Regions from separate parts of the Homo sapiens genome. Here region 2 is linked to region 1. The links are chromatin loops, found by intact Hi-C in ENCODE. Cell type or tissue: psoas muscle. All regions are shown on one strand. Links, peaks and the distances in the headings refer to the core of each region. The heading gives the core; the rest is flanking DNA. Region 1 overlaps ACOXL (acyl-CoA oxidase like). Region 2 holds the start of BUB1 (BUB1 mitotic checkpoint serine/threonine kinase).

Evidence for each region. A loop is a pair of places that touch in the nucleus more often than their neighbours do. Peaks named below come from ENCODE experiments on the same cell type or tissue, not always from the same donor. Only the 100,000 strongest peaks of a DNase experiment are listed, where the experiment ranks them.
Region 2: a loop joins it to region 1, with 2.6 times the contacts of the local background. A loop is called at or near these places in 22 of 110 quality-filtered maps.

What each region holds. Positions count from the first base shown.
Region 1 is chr2:110,768,267-110,773,641 of GRCh38, forward strand. ACOXL (acyl-CoA oxidase like) reads left to right here. Exons shown (of 18, transcript NM_001142807.4): 2 at 102-198. The coding sequence starts at 124. Among named protein-coding and RNA genes, the nearest start is that of ACOXL, 38 kb to the left of the region's middle. RefSeq lists an enhancer at 3,863-4,364. In psoas muscle, for the core only: no CTCF peak of the experiment used is centred there; DNase peaks (open chromatin) are centred at 2,505 and 3,035; H3K4me3 peaks cover 885 bases; H3K27ac peaks cover 2,790 bases.
Region 2 is chr2:110,675,596-110,680,970 of GRCh38, forward strand. It overlaps BUB1 (BUB1 mitotic checkpoint serine/threonine kinase), which reads right to left and starts at 2,468. Exons shown (of 25, transcript NM_004336.5): 1 at 2,375-2,468. The coding sequence starts at 2,400. LOC105373554 (a long non-coding RNA gene) reads left to right here and starts at 2,617. Exons shown (of 2, transcript XR_923189.4): 1 at 2,617-3,002. RefSeq lists enhancers at 1,724-2,644, 2,645-3,565, 3,078-3,137, 3,398-3,487 and a silencer at 2,168-2,567. In psoas muscle, for the core only: no CTCF peak of the experiment used is centred there; a DNase peak (open chromatin) is centred at 2,546; H3K4me3 peaks cover 1,807 bases; H3K27ac peaks cover 962 bases.

The DNA.
Region 1 (5,375 bases), core at 258-5,257:
AATGGACACAGCTTTTCTGTCTGAGCCCGGGGTCAAAGCATCCACAGCCTCCCCTCAGTCACCAATTATTGGCTGTCTTATTTTGTATCTGTTCTTCACAGGTATGATTTAAGCTTGGATGAAATGAGAGCTTTGACAGTTCAGAGAGTGAAGTTTGCCATGGACCTGCCTCTGTTAAAACGTGCAGGTCAGGATCTGGTAAGTGTCATTATTATTCTGGTATGGTTGTGTGTGTGTGTGTGTGTGTGAGAGAGAGAGAGAGAGAGAGAGAGTTTTTTTCTCTCCAGCTTTTATTTTATGTTTAGAGGGTATATGTGCAGGTTTGTTACATGGGTAAATTGCGTGTTATGGAGGTTTGATGTACAGAGTATTTCCTCACCCCAGTAGTGGGCACTGAACTCACGATAGGTAGTTTTTTGACCCTCACCCTTCTCCCACCCTCCTCTCTCAAGTAGGCCGCCGCGCCTATTGATTTCTTCTTTGTGTCTGCGTGTACTCAGTGTTTAGCTCTCACTTATAAGTAAGAACGTGCGGTATTTGGTTTTCTGTTCCTATGTTAATTTGCTTAGAGATTTTGTTTTGTTTGCTTTTGTGACTTGCTAAGCCTGTTGATCTCATGCTGAGGGCAGCTGACAGACAGGTCTCGGTGGAGGAGAGTGTCTTCCTCAGGCCCCTTTTCTGCCCCACTCCCACTAACCTAACAAACCCTTTCCTCGGCCCACACATTCACTTCTCCAATCTCACAGGCGAGGGAATAGGAGTATCAGCAGAAGTAATAAAATATTTGTACACAAAACCCATATAATTTTAGGGATAAAGTTAAATAGCTGGGAAATAGAAATAACTCATTTTAAGGGCTTTTAAAGTACTTTAGACTTATCCAAAGTTTATGTCTTATTTGTCTAAAAACTGTCATTCTAAATTTAGTGGTATTATTTTAGTCAATTTAGCCTCATGAAAAAAGAAAGAAAGAAAGAAAGAAAGAAAGAAAGAAAGAAAAAAATACATGATTAGTGAGTTCCTTTGTGTCAGTATTAGGAGTGATGTATTTTAGCCAAGTTCATTCAGCTTCATGGTATATAGGAAAAAATATACCTCAGCAGGGTGTGGTGGCTCACATCTGTAATCCCAGTACTTTGGGAGGCCAAGGTGGGCTGATACTGGGTAGAGCCCAGGAGTTCAAGACTGGCCTGGGCAACATGGTGAAACCCTGTCTCCACAAAAAAAAAAATACAAAACTGGCCAGGCACAGTGGCTCATGCCTGTAATCCTAGCACTTTGGGAGGGAAGCAGGTGGATCACTTGAGGCCAGGAGTTTGAGACCAGCCTGGCCTCAACATGGCGAAACATGGCCTGGGCAACATGGTGAAACACTGTTTCTACTAAAACAAAACAAAACAAAACAAAACAAAACAAAAATTAGCCAGGTGTGGTGGTGCACGCCTGTAGTCCCAGCTACTTGGGAGGCTGAGGCACGAGAATCCCTTGAACCAGGAGGCGGAGGTTGCGGTGAGCTGAGATTGCGCCACTGCACTCCAGCCTGGGCAACAAAGCGAGACTCTGTCTCAAAAAATAAAATAAAATAAAATAAAAAACCCCAAAAACCCCAAAACACTAAACAAATACTAGCCAGGCATGGTGGCCCACACCTGTAGTACCAGCTACTTGGGACGCTGAGGTGGGAGGATCGTTTGAGGCTCCAGAGGTCGAGGCTGCAGTGAGCTATGATCGCACCACCGCACTCCAGCCTGGGCAACCGGAGTGAGACCCTGTCTCAAAATGAACAAACAAACAAACAAAAAACCCAACACCACCCGCCCTCTGAGACCCCCTAAGGGAGGAGCCTGAACTAGGGTAGCTGCAGCTCAGCGGCATGCTGAGGAGCCGACCCTATCCTGCAGCAGCCCAGCCCTTTCCCCACCCAGCATGGTCTGGGAGGGAGAGTCTGAGGACTGAGGGATGGAGTCCTCCCAGTTCAGGAGACCACAGGGGCGCCTTTCTTTGTGGAGCGTAGAATGGAGCTAGTGGGGGCCTGGGATCCATGCTTGAAAGTAGATCCCTCTCCCTTCCCCACAATCCCACCAACCTTTGGTAGGTTGTCTAAGGAGACAAGGACCAATCCTGGAGTCTTCTCAGGAAGGAATTACAGGCAGAGCCTTGGCACCACCTGCGCTGCGATACTGCAGGCACCTCCACGCTGACAAGGGCGCTGCAGTGTCAGCTGAGCTGGAGAACGTGCAGATGGATGTTCACTTGGCACAGGAAAACTCCCATGTGACAAAGTGGAGCGTGCTTGCGAAGCGTAAAAAATCATTTCATACCAAGTAGTTTGGCAGAGATTTTCAAGCTAGGAAATTGCCTCTTGATGGAGCATCCATTTAGAGCTGTGAATACAACCAAAAAAGAAAAAAAACACAAAAACAACCAACCTCTTTGCTGCCAACCACTCTCTCTGTCAGAGTCGCCTCCAAGTGCGTTCGGCATGGGGCTGGTTGGAAGGTGAAATCTTGGCCTGTGGCCAGCTTCTTGCTCCCTTAATCAGCCCAACATGTCTGTGGCTTAACTTAGTGTCAATACTCAAGACCCGGATGTGAGAGCTGATCCCTTAATGAGGCTTGCTAATTGCAGCCCGACCCGCTGAGTCTGAAGGATTAGCCTCTGTAATCTCGCTCCTGATGAAGCGTGTTGAGCTCTGGATCCAATTATCTTCCTGTTTTCCTGGCTCACTTAGTGGCCTTAGGCAGCCTGGACAACTCTCTGTCCTGGGTGATTAGATATAATTCCTCCAGGAGGCACAGGATTGGCCCTAGACCATCCCTCCAGTCATTTCTGTGAATTATCTCGGCCTGTTTGGCACCTCTCTCTGTATGAATTCACAAAAGCCAATAAACCTGAAGGAAATGAAACTGGCCATCAGTGCGGCAGGCTCATCTCGCTGGGCGGATGTCATGAGACTCGGCAGCACATCTGTGTTTGAAGGCTCTCAAATTCCGCCCTGTAAACAGCTGGAGGAGCTGTCCACATCCAGTAATTCTAGAAGTGTTACATGATTCATCCTGCCTCTTAATAAAATGATTGAGTCATGGCTGTCCTGCCTGCTCAGGGAGCATGCCAGGCCCGTCTGTGTTTCCCTGGACCCCCCTTTCATGTTGCTCTCCACTTTTGTGGATGATCCGATGAGCTCTGAGGCAGAACGCGGTGTATAATGTGTAATGATGATGTTCTAGGGGACAAATAAGAAGGGAGTCTCATTCACTCCAGGTCTCTATGGACAGTCCGCAGGCCAAGAATAAACCATTAAAATATTTCCACGCTGTGTTTTCCCCTCTGCCATCTGTAATAGATTTGAGATGTTTCAATAATTTTAAAGCGAAAAAACAATATGAGTCTGATTGCAGAGTGTGCACGCACACACACACAGACACACACACAGTGTGAACACCATCATTGTTCTCTGTGCCAACTTCTCCTGCACCTGTTTCTAGTGACATCACCTTTGTGCACCTCAGCCAAGAGCTCTCTTGTTCCCCTGAAGTTTCCAGAATTGGATCCTGGGCTGGGGGAGTCACCAACTGCCTCTATTTCCAGATGCAGAGACCTTCTGTCTCTAAGACCCAGGTCTTATCATCTACTTTGTGGCAGTGTCTTGTCCTGCATGGGGGACAGCTTCCTCAGAGATGCTCATCCCTGGAAGCTGACAGAGTCTGACAGCCTGCACTGATCTTCACCATAGCAGACAGTGACAGCTCAAGTTGACTGAGTACATGTTCTGGTACAGTCCCAACACTAAGAACTTTAAATAGATGATGTCATTCAGTATTCACAACATCCCTCATGGCATTCCCATTTTACAGATAAGTAAACTGAAGCTGAGTAATTGGCCTGAGGTTAGTTATACAATTAGTGAGTTGTATATATAAATGACTAGTGAACCAGGGATTCAAACCCAGGTGCTCTGCTTCCTGAGCCCACGTCAAACAGGTGGTGCTTGCCCCTGTCTGCACAATAGAAGCAGCCAGACAACTTTCAAAACTCCTGCTGTGAAGGCTTTTGCTCAGGCTAATCAAGTCAGCATTTACATCTCCCAGGTGACCCACTGTGCATCTGGGGTTGCGGACTGCTGCACTATGCCTCCTTTCCTGCACCCTGTCTCCCCAAAATTGTTCCCATTAAGCATTTGGTCCCTACCAATCAGGGCTTGTGGGTGGCTCATAGGGAAACCGCATCTCAACATTACCTTTCCCCAGGAGGGAGCCAGCTGGGATCAGGCTTCTTTCAGCCAAGTGTAGTGTGGGTTGGGGACAGATACCTGGATGATGAAGATCCTACCCCTGACTCCTTCTTCCCCTCCCCCAACCAGCCTACAACCGTTCTCTCTCTCACCCAGAGCTCTGGTTTTTATCCCCATGATCCACACGAGTGAGGGGCATAGTTGCACCATCGTTATCTAAACCAGTGGTTCTCAAAGTAAGGCCCGAGGACCCGTGTGTGTCCCCAATACCCTTTCAGGTGCTATGTGGAAAGTATATGTCCAACTACCTGCATGTGAGACACTGGATATTCATCATAAACTTCAACCAAAACAACATATCACAACAGATGGCACAAAAGCAGTTATGAAAGGGCAGCTATCTTTTATTGAGCCAGATACTAAAACAATGTGAAACAATGCCATTCTTCTCATGAGTTTTTTGAAATTATGACTATTTTTCATAAAAATTATGCAATATGGTAAATTGACAGCTGTAGCCTGGACAAACAAAACCTCTTTGGAATCCTCAGAAAAGGTCCAGGGACCATAAAGGTTGAGAGTCACTGATCTAAATCGTCTACTATTTTCTCAGGAAGCTCAGTCTCAGCAGATCAGAGGGGAACTAGTAGAACATTGGTTGCATTATATTTATATTACATATATTATGACTATTATTTTTATCAGAATTTTAGGTAATCTCCGTTTGAGGTATTTTTGTATTTGGAGAAATATCAGGTGGGTGATCAGATCTAAAATGGAAGAATGTTCTAAGGTCAGCTCACCTTAGAAGGTGTTTGGGAATGCCGGGGAGGGTGGTTACTTTTCTACTCAGACCTTGAGAGAAGAAACAGCCTTTCCTGGGAAGCGTTTACATTTAAGCCCTGAGTGTGTTGTGCAAAAGGAGCTGAGCCAGGAATCTGCCAAGAGGCTGAGATGTCTGTCCTGTCCCAGTCCCAACTCACCCAGGCCCCACCCTGTTGCCCACAACTTCCAGTGCCAGCCCCAGCGAGTGCTGCAGACTGTGACCGCTGTACTCCCCCACCCATCCCAGGACTGGCTCCTGACCGACGGACAGACTCTGAGCTCTTGGCTCTGCCGCCCTGGCCTTGGCTCCCTCTTGGGC
Region 2 (5,375 bases), core at 1-5,000, 93 kb before region 1:
GACACTATAAGATTTTTTTTTTTTTTGAAAAAACGATGTAAAAAGCAATATGTATTTTTATTTTTATTTTTTTAGAGATGGAATCTTGCTCTGTTGCCCACGCTGGAGTGCAACAGTGCAATCATGGCTCGCTGTAACCTCGAACTCTTGTGTTCAAGAGATCCTCCTGCCTCAGCCTCCTGAGTAGCTGAGGCTACAGGCACATGCCACCATGTCTGGCTAATTTTTTATTTTTTGCCGAGATGAGGTATCACTATATTTCGCAGGCTGGTCTTGAACTCCTGGCCTCAAGTGACTCTCTCACCTTGGTCTCCCAAAGTGTTAGAATTACAGGCATGAGCCACCATGTCCTGCCTAAAAAGCAATATTTACTTCTAGCTATCACCTCGGTATATGAATGAAATCAATGTTTCTTATGACTCAAAATCCAGAAGCCACAAAAGAAAAGCTAAATAAAGACAACTATATATAAATAAAAACTTCTCCATGGCAAATAACCAAAACAAACAAAAAAACCACAAAATAGTCAAAAGAGAAATGATAAACTGGAAAAACAATGAGCTTTTAGAAGCTGAGAAAAAAACTATTAACCTATTTTTTTTTAATGAGCAAAGGGCATAATAAATTATTTCACAGAAAAAGATACATGGCTCACAAACATGAAAAATGTTCAGTCTCTCATAACAGAAATTCACTTCGCTGAGAAACAATTCTTCACTCATCAGATTGGCAAAACTAAAAAACATGTGAAAAGATTGTGTAGGTGCAGCAATAAGAAACAGGCTCTCTGTCGCATCTTGCTTGTAGGTGGGCATGTGCTCAATTCCTGCCAAGGGAATTATCTACCAAAACTGGACTGATTTGCTTTTGATCCAACAAACCGCTTCTGCAGATCTAGAAGACACATACACATGTGTATCCGCAAAATGTTATGTACAAGATTTTTCACCGTGCCACTATTTGAAACAGATTGTCAACAACCTGTGTTGACTGCTTAGATCAATTAGGGTACATGAAGTATTACACAGCTGTAAAAAAAGAATAAGAAAGAACTTTATGTATTGGTAGAGATCTCCAGGGATATTGTTAGGCAAAAGAGCAGCGTATATATATACTGTTATATTTTATGTGTGGTAAAGGCAAAAAATGTATACAAACGTGCAGACATTTAATATATTATAATAATGTAAATATTTATATTTCCAAAAAGAAACTAGAAAAACGGTTACATGTGACAGAGTGGGACAGTAGTCAGGTACAGGAGTTCTCGGTAAATACTGTTCTAAATCTTCTTTTAGTCATATAAACGCATTGCTTATTTTTAAAACTAAAAAAAATAATAATTCTGAAGTTTGAATGTCTCTCATGTCTTATAGCAGAGGGACAAATCCCTATTTCAGAACCTTTCTTCCAAAATATGTCTAGTAGGCTCGCCCAAGGTAAACATTTCATATTCTAACACCAACCACATTTCTCTAGTAAAATGACCTAAATGCACTGTAATAGTAAAACATCCAGTTCATTAAAGCACATTAATCTTTAGTAAGTCAAAACAGGACCAGGAATATCTGCTTTACCTTTAAAAAAGGGGCGGGGGACTTCTGAAAGAAAATAATTTGCTGGCTAGGTTGAAGGTTACAGAAAAAGTCTTAGAGCAAATGGATTTTTGTTTTGACTGCATTTAACAATCTCGGTCTTCTGATCGCAAAGAACTGATAAAACGGACCAGTTTTACTTCCTGAACCTATGACTTAATTGTTTTAAATGCCTTTAAGTAACAGTCTGGGTAAATCATCTAAGTCATAAAACAAAGGCGTGGGAACTTTAAGTAAAAAGTGAGTGATGTTAGCAGGTTGGCACACATCACTCAATAATGAGCAAAGCTATTTTTTTTCAATTTTTTTTTCTTAAAGTACCCTGTATTCAAAGACTTTTAAAAAATAGCAGTGAGATTATGGATAGGAGAGCAACTTTAAATTCGTTCCCTACTGTAGTCGAATTGTTAAATACGTGACTTTGAAAACGTATCACAAAATCTAAACACAAGGTTCAGGATTTTTGTTAGGTTGAACTGTCAGGAGGGGATTCCTTACAAAGAATAAACGAGAGCTCTGAGGGCCTAACGAATTATCCAGATTGCTCCAAACGGCCACCGCGGCGCAGATGGGCGGACAAGCGCCGGGCCTCAGCGGAACCCAAGGTGCCGGAGCCCTCCCCGGCTCTCAAGCAGCCCACGGCCTTGCTGGGTGGGACACATTCCAAACCCAGGAAGGGGGCGAAGGGGGCAAAAGAAGGCAGGTCTGGGGCGGGCCGGGCCCGAACCCCAGGCGCCCCAGCCCCCTGGGCTTCCCCACCCCACCAGACGGACACTTACTGAAGGACATTTTCCGGGGTGTCCATGGCCAGAGGACGCTGGCCGGCAGCGGCCAAACCTGAACCGCAAACTAGAAGCCGCCGCCGATTCGAATACCCCGCGCAGCCGCAGTCGGCTCGCCGAACGTTTCAGGGCGCCTGCCCATTGGTGGCGGCGGCAGAAGGTTGGCCAATCACCGGGGCCGTTGCTCGGAGGTCAAGTCCCACCTCCCTCCCTTGAGCCAGTAGCTCCTCCCACTTCCCGTGGTTTTCGGTTGAACCGAAACCTGGCCGTTGGCTGAGCGAGCGCGGGGTGTTTGGGATGCGGCACGGCGAGGGGGAGCAGGCTTGGCTCGGGCGTAGGGAATTGGTTTTTTTGTTTTAGCTATCCAGGTTGTGACTGGTTTACATAATTACACGATTAAGCCATCATTGTAGGAAAGGCTTTGCAGGAGAAAAATGTCTTAACTGGAGGTCTTTGAGACAGAAAAACCCTGCCTCAGCCCTTGGGTCCTGAGAGTCGCGTTTCTTCTCCCCTTCGCTTAAATATGTAAACCAGAATCATTATGTTTGGTTCATGGAACGGAGGAAAAAAATCCGTGTGCAGGGTCGAGACTGTCGTGGCGGAAGCCGCAGCACCCGGGAGGCAGGTGGGGAGAAAAAACGGGACCTGCTGCCGGGGACCCCTCCCGCTTTCTGGCAGTTTTCTATTCAGCGTCCTCGGCTGTGAGAAAACATCCCAGATGCTGAAACCAATAGTCTTAGCCCAGAATCTCAAACGCCGTGGCAAAGAGGGAGTGACGACGGCCTGTGGAAAAACCTGAGGAGTTTTGGGCTTAGCGCCTTCATGTAGAGGGGACGTGGAGGCGGGGAGGGCGTTCTAGGGTCGGCTGCGTAATTATACGAGGCACTGGAAAGTGATGGGTTAGTGTCCTTGGAGTAGACCCCTGGGTTTTATTGAACTGATCTGAAAGGCTGGGCCCTGAGCCACACAGGGGACCTGTCAAACAGCTTCAAGCGGAAGATGGGGCTCACGGGACTGGACTCTCTCTGCAGCCAGCTGTAATTAACACAAAAGCAGAAGAGTTTGGGTAGATTATAGAATGCCAGCTTTGAACATCTTTTGGGGGACAGGGCACTCTGGGAGACCAAGTTCTTAGACACCATAAAATCAAAAATAGACACCTCTTTGTAGAGGAGTCCAGATGTCTAAAGAGGAAATATGTAATAGGCTGATGTTTCTTTTGTTTTTTGTTTGTTTGTTTTTTGAAAAGTTAAAATACTAAGTTTATAAAGTGAAAAAGTTACAGTAAGCTAAGGTTGACTTATTGGAAAAAATGTGCTTATACTATGGAATGAGACCACCACTTCTCCTGTTGTCCCTCCCAGCTTCTTCTCCACCACCTCCCCTTTTCCCTAGTTTATAAGACAGGAGAAAAGTGAGACAGCAAAAAGTTAGAAAGAAACAGAAGTAAGATAAATAGCTAGACGACCTTGGCGCCACCACCCGGCCTTGGTGGTTAAAATAATAATAATAATGTTAACCCCTGACCAAAACTACTTGTGTTATCTGTAAGTTCCAGACATTGTATGAGAAAGCGCTGTAAAACTTTTTGTTCTGTTAGCCGATGCATGTAGCCCCCAGTCACGTTCCCCACGCTTGCTCCATCTATCACAACCGTTTCACATGGACCCCCCCCTTCAAGTTGTAAGCCCTTAAAAGGGCTAGGAATTTCTTTTTTGGGGAGCTCGGCTTTTAAGATGCGAGTCTGCCAACGCTCTCGGCCGAATAAACTTCTTCCTTCTTTAATCCAGTGTCAGGAGTTTTGTCTGCGGCTCGTCCTGCTACAATATGTATATCAAGGGTTTCTTGTTGGTGTCTGACACAGACACAGAACCACTGATGCCCAAGCCAGTGCTCTCTACACACAGAAGCCTCCAACCTCATCTTGAGAAACGGGGCCATGAGGCCACCCCAGACACCGAGGGCTCCATGGAGGCTGGGGGGTCCGTGGGACTGGGCACATCCCAGCGGGTCTTGGATCCTGGCCTTTCCCCTTCTTGATGCCAGGACCTACTGAGTGCTCGCAGGTGTGCAATGCTGGGCTGCGGGTGCTGCTTGTGTGGCAAGAAGCCTCGGGGTGCCTCCCTCCTTCTCACACCTTTCCCAGGAGGCATGAAACGGGGATTCATGATCAACCCCGGTGGCTGCTCATGTTGAACTGGTGAAGCTCCCTCCCTGTTGTCTTCTGGGGACATGGAGGGCAGGGCTGGATCCCCTCAAATGAGCTTAAGTGGCACTGCGGACAAGAACGCGCTGCATGGCCCTCGGAATCCTGCATGTGGTAGCCTGACCGGCACCTCAGCCCCTCCCTCATTAAAGCAGCCTATGGAGGGCTCAGCCCAGTGGGCTCAGGGGCTGCTATGGAGAGGGTGTCTGTTCCCTGGAGGATATTCTCAGGGCTCCTTCACTTGCCCTTAGAGATTTCCACCATGAAATACAAAGGCCACAACAGATCAGGTCAGGCTCTTCAGCATCCTAATCCTCCTTGAGCTCGCTAGGTTTTATTTCTTCTGCCTCTTCAGGGTTTGTGTCTATTGCTTTTTGCGCAGGTGCCGGGAGAGGACTTGTTGGCATATGCTGACGGTCGTCTGCACACTTGGGCTCTTCCATATCTGCTCCAGAAGCTGGAGCGTCTCCGGCACTTGCAGAGTCTTTGTCATTCTGGGTTTCAGAAAAGTTGTTGTCCTCAGAGCTTCCATTCTCCTGGTCTGCCCAGGTGGCCTTCGAATGCTGGGGAGCATCCTCAGCTGAGCCTTTGTTGCTGTCTTCCAGGGGCTCCTCTGTCGCTGATGTTTCTTAAGAGTGAGCTGGGAAAGAGTTAGCCTAGTCTTCTCTGCCCCCTGGTCTTTAATAACTTTTTACTCCACATCTCAAAAGTGTTTCAAGAGCCACTTGACGATACAGAATAAAGAGCTGTTCACGCTAGAAGGAGGTTGGGTGGATGTTTCTGCTTCCTTGG